Regions from separate parts of the Homo sapiens genome. Here region 1 is linked to region 2. A link is a contact called in ENCODE Hi-C or POLR2A ChIA-PET data. All regions are on one chromosome and are shown on one strand. Each heading gives the region's core, a stretch centred on a gene start or an enhancer-like site at or near the end of the contact. The rest is flanking DNA. Distances are from core to core; before and after follow the strand shown.

What was found. A loop is a pair of places that touch in the nucleus more often than their neighbours do. ChIA-PET counts read pairs that join two places held with the same protein, here RNA polymerase II (POLR2A). Pooled maps may share reads with other maps.
Region 1: a pooled map shows a loop between it and region 2 (11-fold over the local background). The contact joins the promoter of GTF2H4 here to the promoter of TCF19 in region 2. A Hi-C loop is called at or near these places in 1 of 168 maps with a recorded cell type or tissue (naive thymus-derived CD4-positive, alpha-beta T cell), 1 of 37 single-sample maps with no recorded cell type and 11 of 50 pooled maps. POLR2A ChIA-PET finds 5 or more read pairs at or near these places in 3 of 52 experiments (H1, K562 and activated CD4-positive, alpha-beta memory T cell).

What each region holds. Positions count from the first base shown.
Region 1 is chr6:30,902,660-30,909,456 of GRCh38, reverse strand. It overlaps GTF2H4 (general transcription factor IIH subunit 4), which reads right to left and starts at 1,250. Exons shown (of 14, transcript NM_001517.5): 1 at 1,054-1,250; 2 at 284-423; 3 at 1-22. The coding sequence starts at 420.
Region 2 is chr6:31,154,103-31,160,966 of GRCh38, reverse strand. It overlaps TCF19 (transcription factor 19), which reads right to left and starts at 2,378. Exons shown (of 4, transcript NM_007109.3): 1 at 2,245-2,378; 2 at 1,260-2,070. The coding sequence starts at 1,497. It overlaps CCHCR1 (coiled-coil alpha-helical rod protein 1), which reads left to right and starts at 3,165. Exons shown (of 18, transcript NM_001105564.2): 1 at 3,165-3,582; 2 at 3,878-3,944; 3 at 4,023-4,236; 4 at 6,168-6,471. The coding sequence starts at 3,367. RefSeq lists a silencer at 1,516-1,699 and enhancers at 2,923-3,423, 3,424-3,924, 4,658-5,273.

The DNA.
Region 1 (6,797 bases), core at 1-2,500, 250 kb after region 2:
CTTAGCCAAGGATGGGAGCTCCCTGTACAGGAACAGAGGTCAAAGGTTAGTATCAGAAGCTGCATTGTATCTGCATCTCTGCCCTCAATTACCTCTCAAACATCTCATCTCACTCCAGCACAACTTTACCAGTCCTGCTGTTTTGGCCTCCACACTTTAGAGCAATTTCCAACCCTTGCCCCCAGTCCCCACCCCGACTCCAGGCTGCTACACTTTTACCTATGATATTTTATTCCACTCCGCAGACCCCATTACATTTCCCTGCCATGAAGGGGCTTCTCACCTGAAGACAGCCAGACATGTGGCAGGGTGCCCATACAATCGGTCCAATACCCCAGGGCTCAGGCCCCCTAAGAATTCCTGCAGATTCCTGCATTGTAGGTGTACTCGGTTCAGTCCCCTTGAAGGGGTGCTCTCCATCACCTGAGGAATGCAAACGTCAGAAGTGCAACCTCACCATCCATGCCAGTGTCACCCCTGACCTTTCTAACTGATTCCAGATCCATCAGTCCCCACAATAACCCCACCTTTTCTGTGGTCTCCTTTCCCATGTCACTCATCTCCTCTGGTTTCTCCCAAACCTGACCAATCTCCCTCCCTTTCTTGCCTCCTCACCCTATTTCTGCCCTTCAACTCCAGTCTTCCCTCAATTACCAAGTGACAGAATTGTTAACTGTCCAGTGTTTGCAAGATCATTTTGTATTTCAATGACTTGTCTCATCTTTGGCTAAACAGGGACAAAGAAAATTGAGCCCACACCTCTCTCTTCCATCCCATCCTGGTCAGACCAGTCTACAAGCTCCAAATCTGCCCGTCCTTCCTATCTTCTATCTCTTAGCCCACTTCTGCTAAGTACGGCGGTAACCTCTCCCCTCCATGCTTCCCAAATCTAAAGCCACCTCTTTTCCCTTCCCAAGTCTACTTCACGTCATTCACCCTGACCCACGCCTTCCGATCTCCTAGCTTCTCCCTGCCTTCCTCTCACTCTTCGCCTCCCACTCACCTCTCTCTCTCTCATACCTCTGCCACTCCCGCCCTCCTAGGTCCCCTCACCACTCTGTCGATCCTCCTCGCGCACCCCGAGTCTCGGGCCGTCGCTTAATCGGAGCCAAAGTCTCGCATTGGCTCCTGGAGATTGAGGGAAAGATGGTGAAAAAATGCGAGGAAAAGATGGGGAAAGCAAAGAAAGATTTCACAGGCAAGAGCCCAGAATGGAGAATTCAGAAGAGAAGGGAGGTAAGGGGAGGAGTGGAAAAGTGAAGAGGATGAGAATAGACGCTGCACTCTCCGGGCGCGGGGGATGCTGGGAATTGGAGTCTTGCCTTTGCTCTCCTTAGAGCCGGCTGAAGCGCGTCTGACTACAAATCCCGAAAGGCACCGTGGGGAAGCCGAAAGGAGAGGAGCTGGCTTTTAATTGAGCGAGGGGAGACACCAGAAGCTGGACCAGTTGGTTCCGCGAAGGCAGAACCAACTCCGCCCACGCTGCTAACGGCGCGTGTAACCGGCTGGAGCGGGAGGCGGGTCCGGGAAAGTAGAAGTGCCTGGAGGGCTTCCTTGCGGAGGCGCGCTCTGGCGACTTGGTGGTGAGCCGAGTGAGCACAATTACTCCCCATAAAATTGGGATAATACACACTCCAGGCCGGGCGCGGTGACTCACGCCTGTAATCCTAGCACTTTGGGAGGCCGAGGCGGCGAATCACCCGAGGTCAGGAGTTCGAGACCATCCTGGCCAACATGGTGAAACCCCCGTCTTTACTAAAAATACAAAAATTAGCCGGGCGTGGTGGTGGGCACCTGTAATCCCAGCTACTCTGGAGGCTGAGGCAGGTGAATCGCTTGAACCCTGGAGGCGGAGTTGCAGTGAGCCAGGACCATGCCATTACACGCCAGCCTGGGCGACAAGAGTGAAACTCCGTCTCAAAAAAAAAGAAAAGGAAAGAAAAGAAAGAAAGCGTACACACTCTGGGCGGTTTCCACGAGTTAACGATTAACACGATCCAGTGCACCTTACTTGACCCTAAGTACTCAGTAAATCTTAATTTCTGCCTCCACCACTCCTCAAACCGTTTACTTAGAAGACCCAGATAAATACAGTTTTTAAGACACCAACTATTTGCTCTGATTTGATTTATGAACCTACTACAAAAGTGGAGGTCTTCACCCAAACCCAGAACTACACGTTTCCCCAAATTCCTATATGCAAATTTTGTTATTCCCACCTTATAGACTGGAAGACTGGAGCCCGGCAAGATTAAGAAATTTGCCTGCAGCCTGGCGAGGTGGCTCAGAGCTGTGACCCCCAGCTACTTGGGAGGCTGAGGCAGGAGGATCGCTTGAGACTAGGAGTTTGAGGCTACAGTGAGCTATGATCGCACCAGCCTGGGTGACAGAGGGAGACCCCCATTTCTCTCTCTCTTTTTTTTTTTTTTTTGAAACGGAGTCTCTCACTCTGTCACCCAGGCTGGAGTGCAGTTGCATGATCTCAGCTCACGGCAACCTCAGCCTCCCGGGTTCAAGCGATTCTCTTACCTCAGCCTCCCAAGTAGCTGGGACTACAGGTGTGTGCCACCACGCCCGGCTAATTCTGGTATTTTTAGTAGAGATAGGGTTTCAACATGTTGGCCAGGCTAGTCTCAAACTCCTGACCTCAGGTGACCCACCTGCCTCAGCTTCCCAAAGTGTTGGGATTACAGGCATGAGCCACTGAGCCCAACCTGAGATGCCCATCTCTAAAAAAAAAAAAATTAAAAAAAAAATCCCTACAATCAGACAGGAAGTGCCCAAGCTGGGATTTGAAGCACATTTGCAAGCAACCAGGGATCAAAATGGTAATGACTATGCAAGACTTTTTATACTTTGTAGCCCACCCATGTTTTCTGTTGTCCCTGTCTTTTTAGCAATTAATGTTTTAAAATCTTCAAAGAAAAGCTAAAAATTGACAGAGCTTCTTTATGGCAAACTTTAGGTAAGGTTGAAAGACAATTTACAATCTAGGAAGAAATGGTTGATGAAATAAACAAAATACAAAAAGCTGTTACAAAGCAATAAGAAAAAGAAACATAATAGAAAGATTGGGACAGACCACTGCTTACTAGTTAGCCCTGCTCAGCAAGGAGCAGCTTAAAAAAAAAAAAAGAAGAAGAAAAGAAAAAGAAAAGAAAGAGGCCTGGCGGGGTGGCTCAGGCCTGTAATCCCAACACTTTGGGAGGCCAAAGAAGGTGGATCATTTTAGCTCAGGAGTTCCAGACCAGCCTGGGCATTATACAGAAACTCTATCGCTACAAAAACAAAACAAAACAAAAATTAGCTAGGTGTAGTGGTGTGCTCTCCTGCGGTCCCAGCTGCTCAAGAGGCTGAGGTAGAAGGATCACTTGGGCCCAGGAGATTGAGGCTGCAGTGAGCAATGATAGCACCACTGCACTCCAGCCTGAGCAACAGTGTGAGACCCTGTCCCAAAAGGAGAGGGGAAGAGAGGAGAGGACAGGGGAGAACTGGAGAGGGGAGAATTGGGGAGGGGAGAGGAAGGGAGGGTTAGGGAGGGGGAAAGAAGGAAAGAGAAAGAAAGATTGGCCAAAGCAAAAAGAAAGTTAAACAGAATATCAGAAATGTTTCAAAAATCAAAAAATTGGCTGGGCACGGTGGCTCACGCCTGTAATCCCGACACTTTGGGAGGCCGAGGTGGGTGGATCACCCGAGATCAGGAGTTCGAGACCAGCCTGGCCAACATGGTGAAACCCGTCTCTCCTAAAAATACAAAAATTAGCCGGGCGTGGTGGCAGGCGCCTATAAGCCCAGCTACTCGGGAGGCTGAGGCAGGAGAATCGCTTGAACCCGGGAGGTGGAGTTTGTAGTGAGCTGAGATCGTACCATTGCACTCCAGCCTGGGGGACAAGAGCGAGACTTTGTCTCAAAAAAAAAAAAAAAAAATTCAAAAAATTAGCCAGGCCTGGTTCTGTGGTCCCAGCTACTCAGGAGGCTGAGGCAGGAGGATTGTTTGGACCCAGGAGGTCAAGGCTACACTGAGCTGTGATCATGCCACTGCACTCCAGCCTGAGCTATACAGTGAGACCCTGTCTCAAAAAAAAAAAAAAAAAAAAAAAAGAAAAGAAAAGAAAAGAAAAGAGAAAAAGAAATTAGCTCGGTATGCACACACCTGAAGTCCTAGCTACTCAGGAGGCTGAGGTAGGAAGATCGGTTGAGTCCAGCAGTTCAAGGCTGTAGTGAGCTACAGTTACACCACTGCACTCCAGCCTGGCCGCAGAATTAGACTGTCTCTTAAAAATAAATATATAGGCCAGGCGCCATGGCTCACACCTGTAATGCCAGCACTTTGGGAGGTCAAGGTGGGTGGATCACCTGAGGTCAGGAGTTCCAGACTAGCCTGGTCAACATTTTAGTAGAAACCTTGTCTCTACTAAAAACACAAAAATTAGCTGGCATGGTGACGGGCGCCTGTAATCCCAGCTACTTGGGAGGCTGAGGCAGGAGAATCACTTGAACCCGGGAGGCAGAGGTTGCAGTGAGCTGAGACCACACCATTGCACTCCAGCCTGGGCAAGAGTGAAACTCCATCTCAAAATAAATAAATAAATAAAAATAAAAATAAATAAATCGGCCGGAGGCAGTGGCTCACACCTATAATCTCAACACTTTGGGAGGCCGAGGCGGGTGGATCACTTGAGGTCAGAAGTTCGAGACTAGCCTGAGCGGGTGAAACCCCGTCTCTACTGAAAATACAAAAATTAGCCAGACATGGTGGCGGGCGCCTGTAATCCCAGCTACTTGGGAGGCTGAGGCAGGAGAATCACTTGAACCCAGTAGGCTGAGGTTGCAGTAAGCCGAGATCACACCACTGCACTCCAGCCTGGGCAACAGAGCAAGACTCTATCTCAAAATAAATACATAAATAAAATTAAAATATAAAAGTTCAGCAAAAAAGAAATTAAGGATTGACAACCTCAATGTTGACCAGGGTATAGGAGCATACTCATACACTTTTGCTGAAAATTGAGGCCGGGTCCAGTAGCTCATGCCTGTAATCTCAGCACTTTGAAGGGAGGCCAAGCCAGGCAGATCACTTGAGCCCCGAAGTTTGAGACCAGCCTGGGCAACATGGTGAAACCCTGTCTCTACAAAAAATAAAAAAATTAGCTGGGCATGAGGGTGCATGCCTGTAGGCCCAGCTACTTGAGAGGCTGAGGCAGGAGGGTTGTTTGAGCCCTGGAGGTGGAGGTTGCAGTGAGCTGAGATCACACCATTGCACTCCAGACTGGGCAACAAAATGAGAGTCTGTCTCAAATTAAAAAAAAAAAAAAAAAAAAAAAAAAAAAAAAAAAATTGAAATAGGCACACCTCTTTTGGAGGGGGTGAGGGGACAGAGTCTTACAGTGTCACCCAGGTCAAATGCAGTGGCACAATCTTGGCTCACTGCAATCTCTGTCTCCCAGATTCAAGCGATTCTTGTGCCTCAGCCTTCCGAGTAGTTGGGATTACAGGCGTGAACCACCATGCCTGGCTAATTTTTTTTTGTATTTTTAGTACAGACAGGGTTTCACCGTGTTGGCCAGCATGTTAGTGGGCATGGTAGTTCAAAAAAGAAAATTCCTGTGATAGGGAGCTCATGACCTCCTCCTCTCAGGCAGCATCCTGGAGAGAAAGAACAGAGAGCCAGGGCCAGGCGTGGTGGCTCACACCTGTAATCCCAGCACTTTGGGAGACCGAGGAGGGTGGATCAAGACATCAGGAGTTCAAGACCAGCCTGGCCAACATGGTGAAACCCAGTCTCTACTAAAAATACAAAAATTAGCCGGGCATGGTGGCAGGTGCCTGTAATCCCAGCTACTCAGGAGGCTGAGGCAGGAGAATCGCTTCAACCCAGAAGGCGGAGGTTGCAGTGAGCGGAGATAGTGCCACTGAACTCCAGCCTGGGTGACAGAGCAAGACTTTGTCTCAAAAAAAAAAAAAAAAAAAAAAAGGAACAGAGAGCCAGGAGCCCACAGACCCACTTCCCACAGGCTTTACTGTTGACTGACTGCTACTTTGGGCAAGCTGCTTAACCTAACAGAATTTTCTTCTCTGTGCAAAGTAATTTTAACTACTTCATATATTGTTGTATTAAGTAAGATATAATATGTCGTAATTTCAATACCTGGTATATAGTGGGTGCTCAGTAATATATTATCATCATTATTGTAACTTTCACTTATTAATCCTAGTTCTAGTTCTGTAACTACATAGAATCTATGTTAGTCTATCAGATATTTGCTACAATTCTTTCTTTCAACCAATATTGAGCCCTGTGTTCCAAGATTTTGCCCTTGTGCAACTTATAGTTTGGTGGGAGGGGCAGGTATAAAAAGATATGTAAAATTACACACGTAGTAAGTGCCACAAAGAAGAGATTCATGTCCTCTGAGATTATCAGTAGGGAATTTGACCTGGTTGGGGAAGTCAGGAAAGACTGCTGAAGGACAAGCAGGAGTTAATAAGGCACAGACTGCAGGGAACATTGTTCCAGGTGAGGGAACAGCATGCCACGAAGGCCACGTGGCAGGAAGTACTGTGGCCCATTGGGTGAATCTGAAAGAAGGCCAGTGGCCCACAGAGGAAAGCAAGCGGGTGGGGGAGGACGCTGGAGAGGTATGTGGGGGCCAACCTTGGCCAGAAGGATTTTGTTCTTCATTTTAAGATTAATGAAAAGTCACTGCTGGATTTGAAATGAAGGATTAGGGTCAGATTTGTGTGTTTTAAAGATAACTGTGGTTGCAGGGTGGAAAACAACCCAGAGAGGAGCAGAG
Region 2 (6,864 bases), core at 1,129-3,628:
CCAGGCTGGTCTCATACTCCTGACCTCCTGATCTGCCCGCCTCAGCCTCCCAAAGTGCTGGGATTACAGGCGTGAGCCACCGTGCCCCGCCCTAAGGTCCAGTTTTCAAACATGCTCACTCTCCCCCAGCTCCAGCTCGTTCAGATCCTAGCTCTACCACTTACCAGTTATGTGACCCTGGGCAAGCTTTTTGTTTGTTTGTTTGTTTGAGATGGAGTCTCGCTCTGTCGCCCAAGCTGGAGTGCAGTGGTGCGATCTCAGCTCACTGCAACCTCCGCCTCCCGGGTTCAAGTGATTCTGCTGCTTCAGCCTCCTGAGTAGCTGGGGTTACAGGTGCACGCCACCACACCTGGCTAATTTTTGTATTTTTTTTTCAGCACAGATGGGGTTTCAACATGTTGGTCAGGATGGTCTCGAACTCCTGACCTCGTGATCTGCCCATCTCGGCCTCCCAAAGTGCTGGGATTACAGGCGTGAGCCACCGTGCCCAGGCTTTTTTAAAAAAATTAATTAATTTTTTGGTAGAGACAGGTTTTCACCATGTTGCCCAGGCTGGTCTCGAACTCCTGAGCTCAAGTGATCCACCCTGCCTTAGCCTCCCAAAGTGCTGGATTATAGGTGTAAACCACCATGCCCAGCCCTGGACAAGTTCCTTAACCTCTTTGTGCCTCATTTTCCTTTACTGTAAATGAGGATAATATTAGTACCACCTACATTCAATACACTTAAAATAGGGCCTGGCTCATAACAGTAAGCACTAGATGAATGTTGGCTACTATAGTCTAATAACCATAACACTCCTACAGCTGACTTTACCAAGAGGCAGTGGCAAAACTCAAATGTGAATCTAGGCTTTCTGAGGCTAACTGCCTCAAGTCACGGAGAAAGACATGCCCAGATTATTAAAAACATTATTCAACATAGAACTGCCCTAACCCAGGAACAGAGTGCCTCAGCAAAGCTGGAAACTGAATCAAGTCTAAACTTGGCCTCTAGTGGCCTCAGAACATCCCCACTGTGATATCTTTCTGATGATATCCCAGGTCCTGTATGAGCTAAACGGGACCAAAAAGGGTCAGTCTGGCAGAGAGCTTCTGACTGTGCACACTTCTGGTGGGAAGATGAAGGTCTGGACCACGACCATCCATCCAATCTGATGGGAGTATGGGAGGCAGGCAGCAGGGTCTTGTGGAGACCTTACTCATTCCAGCCTGGCGCTTCAACCACCCAGGGGCAAAGCTGCCCTGCTTAATGCTCACCTTGGCTGCTGTGGTCTTCCAGGCTGACCCTCCAGTCATCACCCCGGGGCTCGGCATGCAGTTCGGCGTGGATCCCAGAGATGAGGCCAGGCTCCTGCTGGGGCCGCAGGGCCACATCACACAGGTCGGCCCTGTGGCCCAAGCGATAGGTGCAGCCAGCCCCGGCGGGGGGGTGGAAGGTGTAGAGATCACCGCCCCTGCCGCCCCCTATGCGCAGCAGTTGGAAGCAGGGCAGCATGGGCGGTGCCCCCTCTGCACCACCTCTTCCACTTCAGGCATCCATTTCCTTTCCCACTCCTGGGCCACGCACCGCTGGCTTAAGTTCGCTTCCCAGTCTGATGCAAACTTGAGTTGTGCTGTATGCGGTTTCAACTTTGAGCACACTACCTGAATAGCCCAAATTCAGAGTGCAAGCAGCCTAGGACTCAATGCAAAATTGGTTAAGCCGACTTGCAAATGAAAAATTCCAGGAAGGTCTCCGTGCAATGCAAACTCAGGAACACGTCCTATGGCACCTCACTTGAGCTGGATCCTCAGATCGCAAAATATTTGGGGAGCCTCCAATCTGCAAGGCAAGGATACTTTAGGCAGCTCCTGTGTGTGTCGGGGTGGCGGGGCGCGGGGAAGGAGGTCCTGTTATACACACGTCTACGTGCAATACGAACACATCACCTCTGTGTAATTCGGAGAAGAGTAGCTTCTTCCTGTCAAACTTGCTTATCCTAATAGAGCACTCCTGCTTGCCTGCGCCCCGATCTTCTGGCCAATCCCTCACTCATAACTGGTTGAACCTCCGAGGGCAATGAATCCACTGTCATCCCCCAAAAGAAAGTGCAAACGAGTCCTTAAGTACTCCAACAAATTGGACCTAAACCCCTACTTCCCGGCTTCTCTAGGTGGGATAAAAACAGGAAGGAGCTCCCCGCGATCATGCAAGGCATACCCGGCCTTTTCCCACTCCGCCCCAGCCCCGTTTCGGATCTACCCGCGCGGCGCAGTCTCCGAGTAGCCTCCTCTTCAAGCAGTGCCAGCCTGTGCGGCGGATCCCGGGACCCCTTGGGCTCCTCGGCAGGAGCCGACGTTGCTGCATCTGTTTGACAGCCAAGAAGCCGGGGCCAGGAGGGGCGCGGCCTCTGCGCGCGGGCAGCGCCTACCCCTCCTTCGGAATTCCCGGGCCCGAACTTCGCGCCGAGCGAGCCCGCCCCCGTGCCGTTCCCGATTGGCCAGCTCATGTGTTCTCTTCCGCGCCATTGGACAGCGCCCCAAGATCTCCCGCCTTCCACTTTTTCTGATTAGTTCACAAGTTTTCCCGGGTTGCCGCAGTGAGGAGGAGCCGCCTGGGCGCGGAGATGCTCCGACGCATTTAGTGGGCCCAAATTTAGACGCCACTGCGCCTGCGTACACCTTTCCCCCTCCTCCCAACAGAGTGAAATAGGACTTTAGGGCGCCCGCCTTGCGCAGGCGCGGTCAGGGGCAGAGGCGGGGCCGGGAGCGAGGCGTAGGGGGTGTGGCCAAAGCGCAGTAGGGGGCTCTCGCGGTTGGTAAGGGACGTTCGGGAAGAGTCGGTTGGGGGCGGGAAGGGGCTGAGCGGGGGTCCTGGGAGGGTTCAAGGGGTCCAAAGGGGAAGGGGGTACAGGGGCCAGGTGAAGGGACAGATGAAGAGATCAGAACAGCCTTAGAGCTCACGGGCTAACTGGGTGAAGCCTCGGGTATCTAGGGGAGCAGTGGTGGGAGAGTAGAGCCGGCTAGCGTACAGGGGGCGAGGGCAGGCTATTGAGAGATGGGGGTGAGGGTCAGGACCAGAATAATTCCTTCAGAAAAAGGTAGATTAGGTTGTAAAAAGGGACGGGAGTAGGGATCCCAGATTCGGGTAAAAAATAGATTAATGAGGGTGGGAGGGTGGGAGGAAGATCTTAAAGTGCCCACTATGTGTTAGGACTCGAGAAAGAGGAGGCGGGCAGCAGGCATGGAAGCTAAGGGGATAGTAGAGAGAAGCTGAGAGAACAGCCGCAGGAAAGATTTGAATAAGATGTCAGGACGCTGGCTTTTCTGCCTGGGGATCTAGGCGGCCTGGATTCCCAAGGTCTTGGGGAGGGTCTAGCCCTGCATGTGGCCACATTCAGCTGGGGCCAGGCCTTGGGCCAGCACTTTAACAGGGAAGGACCCAAGAGTCATGGCCTGCTGGTGTCTGGATGGGCTTCCCTCAGGCCTTGCTGAGCCATGGAGAGAACTCTGGAGATGGCGCTCAAGACCCCTGCACTGTGTACCTCCTTTCTCACCTCTGGCCAGGAGCAGCAGGGACCATAGAAACTTAAGGAGGAGGGTAGAGGCACTGCCCAGAATCCTGAAAGTATGAGTAAAGCCTCAGAGCCCCTCTCAGTCTGTCTCTTTCAGTAAATTCTCTCCACTTGATAGTTGCTTGGGTTCCATGAGGAACCAGGTTGAGACAAGCAAGTGAATTTGGGGTATCTCCTACTTTGGGGAAGTAGGAAAAGAGCTAAGCATCGGGTGGACCTGGCTATAATTCAAGGATTATGACTTTGTTATTGTAGGGGCTTTCTCTTTGGAAGGTGGCCTGAAAATTGAATTGGAGTGTCTTTGTTTCTCCTCTTGTCCAGGGGAACATAGATGGCTGGAGACAGAATCTAGAGCCTTCAAATAATGTGGAGATGTTTCCACCTTCAGGTCAGTGGGACCAGACAAGGGGAGTGGTGGTTGTCTCTGCCTGGGAAACTGACCATCTTTGTTTTTGTAATTCTTCAGGTTCCACTGGGCTGATTCCCCCCTCCCACTTTCAAGCTCGGCCCCTTTCAACTCTGCCAAGAATGGCTCCCACCTGGCTCTCAGACATTCCCCTGGTCCAACCCCCAGGCCATCAAGATGTCTCAGAGAGGCGGCTAGACACCCAGAGACCTCAAGTGACCATGTGGGAACGGGATGTTTCCAGTGACAGGCAGGAGCCAGGGCGGAGAGGCAGGTAGGGATCCATCCACGCCGTTTTCTCAGGCTTGCTTGCTAGTGACCCTTCCTCACTGGAATAAACTCCTTACCCTATTTCGGCCCTAGTTTCCAGAACGTACTCATTTTTATGTAAGCAATTAGTTCCTACAGTGCATAAATAATAAAGCAGTGTGCTAAGTGCTAGGGATGAGGATAACAATAGTGAATAAGACAAATCCTGACTTAAATTTGTAATTAATAAGGAATCTAAAATCCTAAGAGGGGAGATAGATTGACCACCAGCTGATGGTAAAGCATGGTATGAGGCAAGATGAAGAAGTGCAAACTAGAGGTAGAGACCCAGCACTGTGGCAGTGTGGGTTCATTCTGATGGAAGAAAGCCTTTACAGAGGACATGCTGTGGGAGCTGGCCATGCTGTCGTATTATCTGTAAACATTCTTATTCTTGTTTCATGTGTCTTTTCCCAGATGTACTGGGATATCATTCTGCCATTTTGCTCCAGAATAGGATTACATTAGAAGAAGCAGCATGATGAAGAAGGAATACTAGACTGGGTGTCAGGAGACAGAGACTCTATTTCTAGTTTGGCTACCAGCTAGAGGACATTTGGCAAGTCACTTAATTTCCCTAGCCTACAGATCGCTGCTACTAAAGAAAGAAAGAAAGAGCGAGCCAGATATGGCGGCTCACACCTATAATCCTAGCACTTTGGGAGCTGAGGCAGGAGGATCACTTGAGCCCAGGAGTTCATGACCAGCGTGGGCAACAAAGCGAGACTCCGTCTCCACAGAAAATAATTAGCTGGCTGTGGTGGCATGCATTTGTAGTCCTAGCTACTCAGGAGGCTAAGGTGGTAGGACCCCTTGAGCTCAGAAGTTGAAGACTGCAGTGACCTATGATCCAGCCACTGCATTGAGGCCTGGGTGACACAGTGATACCCTGTCTCTAAAAACGACAACAACAACAATCTCTTATAGTCCTGGGTCTCAGAGAGCTGCCTCAGGAGCCATGTTCCAAGCTGGATTAAACTTCACGTGACATTGGTAGACGATTTCTCTAAAGGCTGGCACTGTGTTATTTATGTACTGTTCTCTCAGACTCCTCATAAAGTATACCTAACACTCAATAAATGCCTTTTTTTTGAGATGGAGTCTCACTCTGTCGCCCAGGCTGGAGTGCACTGGGGAGATCTTGGCTCACTGCAAGCTCTGCCTCCCAGGTTGACGCCATTCTCCTGCCTCAGCCTCCCAAGCAGCTGGGACTACAGGCACCTGCCACCATGCCCAGCTAGTTTTTTATATTTTTAGTAGAGATGGGGTTTCACCGTGTTAACCAGGATGATCTCGATCTCCTGACCTCGTGATCCGCCCGCCTCGGCCTCCCAAAGTGCTGGGATTACAGGCATGAGCCACCGCGCCCAGCCAATAAATGCCTTTTAACTAGCACCTGGCCTCACCATATTGATACTGGAAGCTTACGACCTCTCTATGCCCATTCCTCCCTCAAACTTCTTGCCCTTAAATTAGAATTGAGAAGTCCCTGTGTGTTCTTCCAACCTTTCCACTTAAAATGTGTGGCCTAAAAATAAAAAAATAAATAAGACAAAAAAACCACCAAAAAACAAAAAGAATGTGTGGCCTAATGATATACACATTTGATGTTGAATCCTCCTGTATGTAGCTCTCTCTAGGGAGATCATGTTCCACGATCTCAGCCAGACTTTAGGTCCTGTGAGTCCAGGCACTGGACTCAACATGCTCAATAGGGCTTTGATGAATGATGATGATGTCAATGCAGACATCCCCATACCCCAGCTTCAGCACCCCCTTCACCTCCCCACACGGAAGCAGAGGGGTCCTCTTTTCCTTCTCCTGGCTATGTTTATGCCCTCAACTATCCTTCCAGCACTGGAGACAAGTCTCACCTGCACTAACCTGTCTTTGAAGGTCCTGGGGGCTGGAGGGGTCACAGGCCCTGAGCCAGCAGGCTGAGGTGATCGTTCGGCAGCTGCAAGAGCTGCGGCGGCTGGAGGAGGAGGTCCGGCTCCTGCGGGAGACCTCGCTGCAGCAGAAGATGAGGCTAGAGGCCCAGGCCATGGAGCTAGAGGCTCTGGCACGGGCGGAGAAGGCCGGCCGAGCTGAGGCTGAGGGCCTGCGTGCTGCTTTGGCTGGGGCTGAGGTTGTCCGGAAGAACTTGGAAGAGGGGAGCCAGCGGGAGCTGGAAGAGGTTCAGAGGCTGCACCAAGAGCAGGTGAATGCAGGGGTAGAAAGGATTCAAATTCATAACGGAGAGCTGGGCAGTAGCTTCCAAGCAAAGAACAGGTATTGCAGAAAAGACCCTCCATGAGTAGTGAGTAGTAGAGTGATGAGACCTTTGGTGAAAATAAACACACATGGCCTAGAAAGATGGAGAATTTGGGTACTTTTATCTTAATTCAGGTTGCACTTTTCCCCCAAGACTCAGGTGGCCTCCCACCACTTGAAGCCCTGCTTCCCTTTCTAGTAGGAAATAGTTTGCCTCCCTACTTTACTCCAGGTACCAATTCATCAGGGGTATTGTGGAGGGCAGTGAGGAAGGTGGGTATAAGGGGGCTATGGTGGACTGGGAGAGAGAGATTATTCAGTCCTCAAACTCAGTACTTAC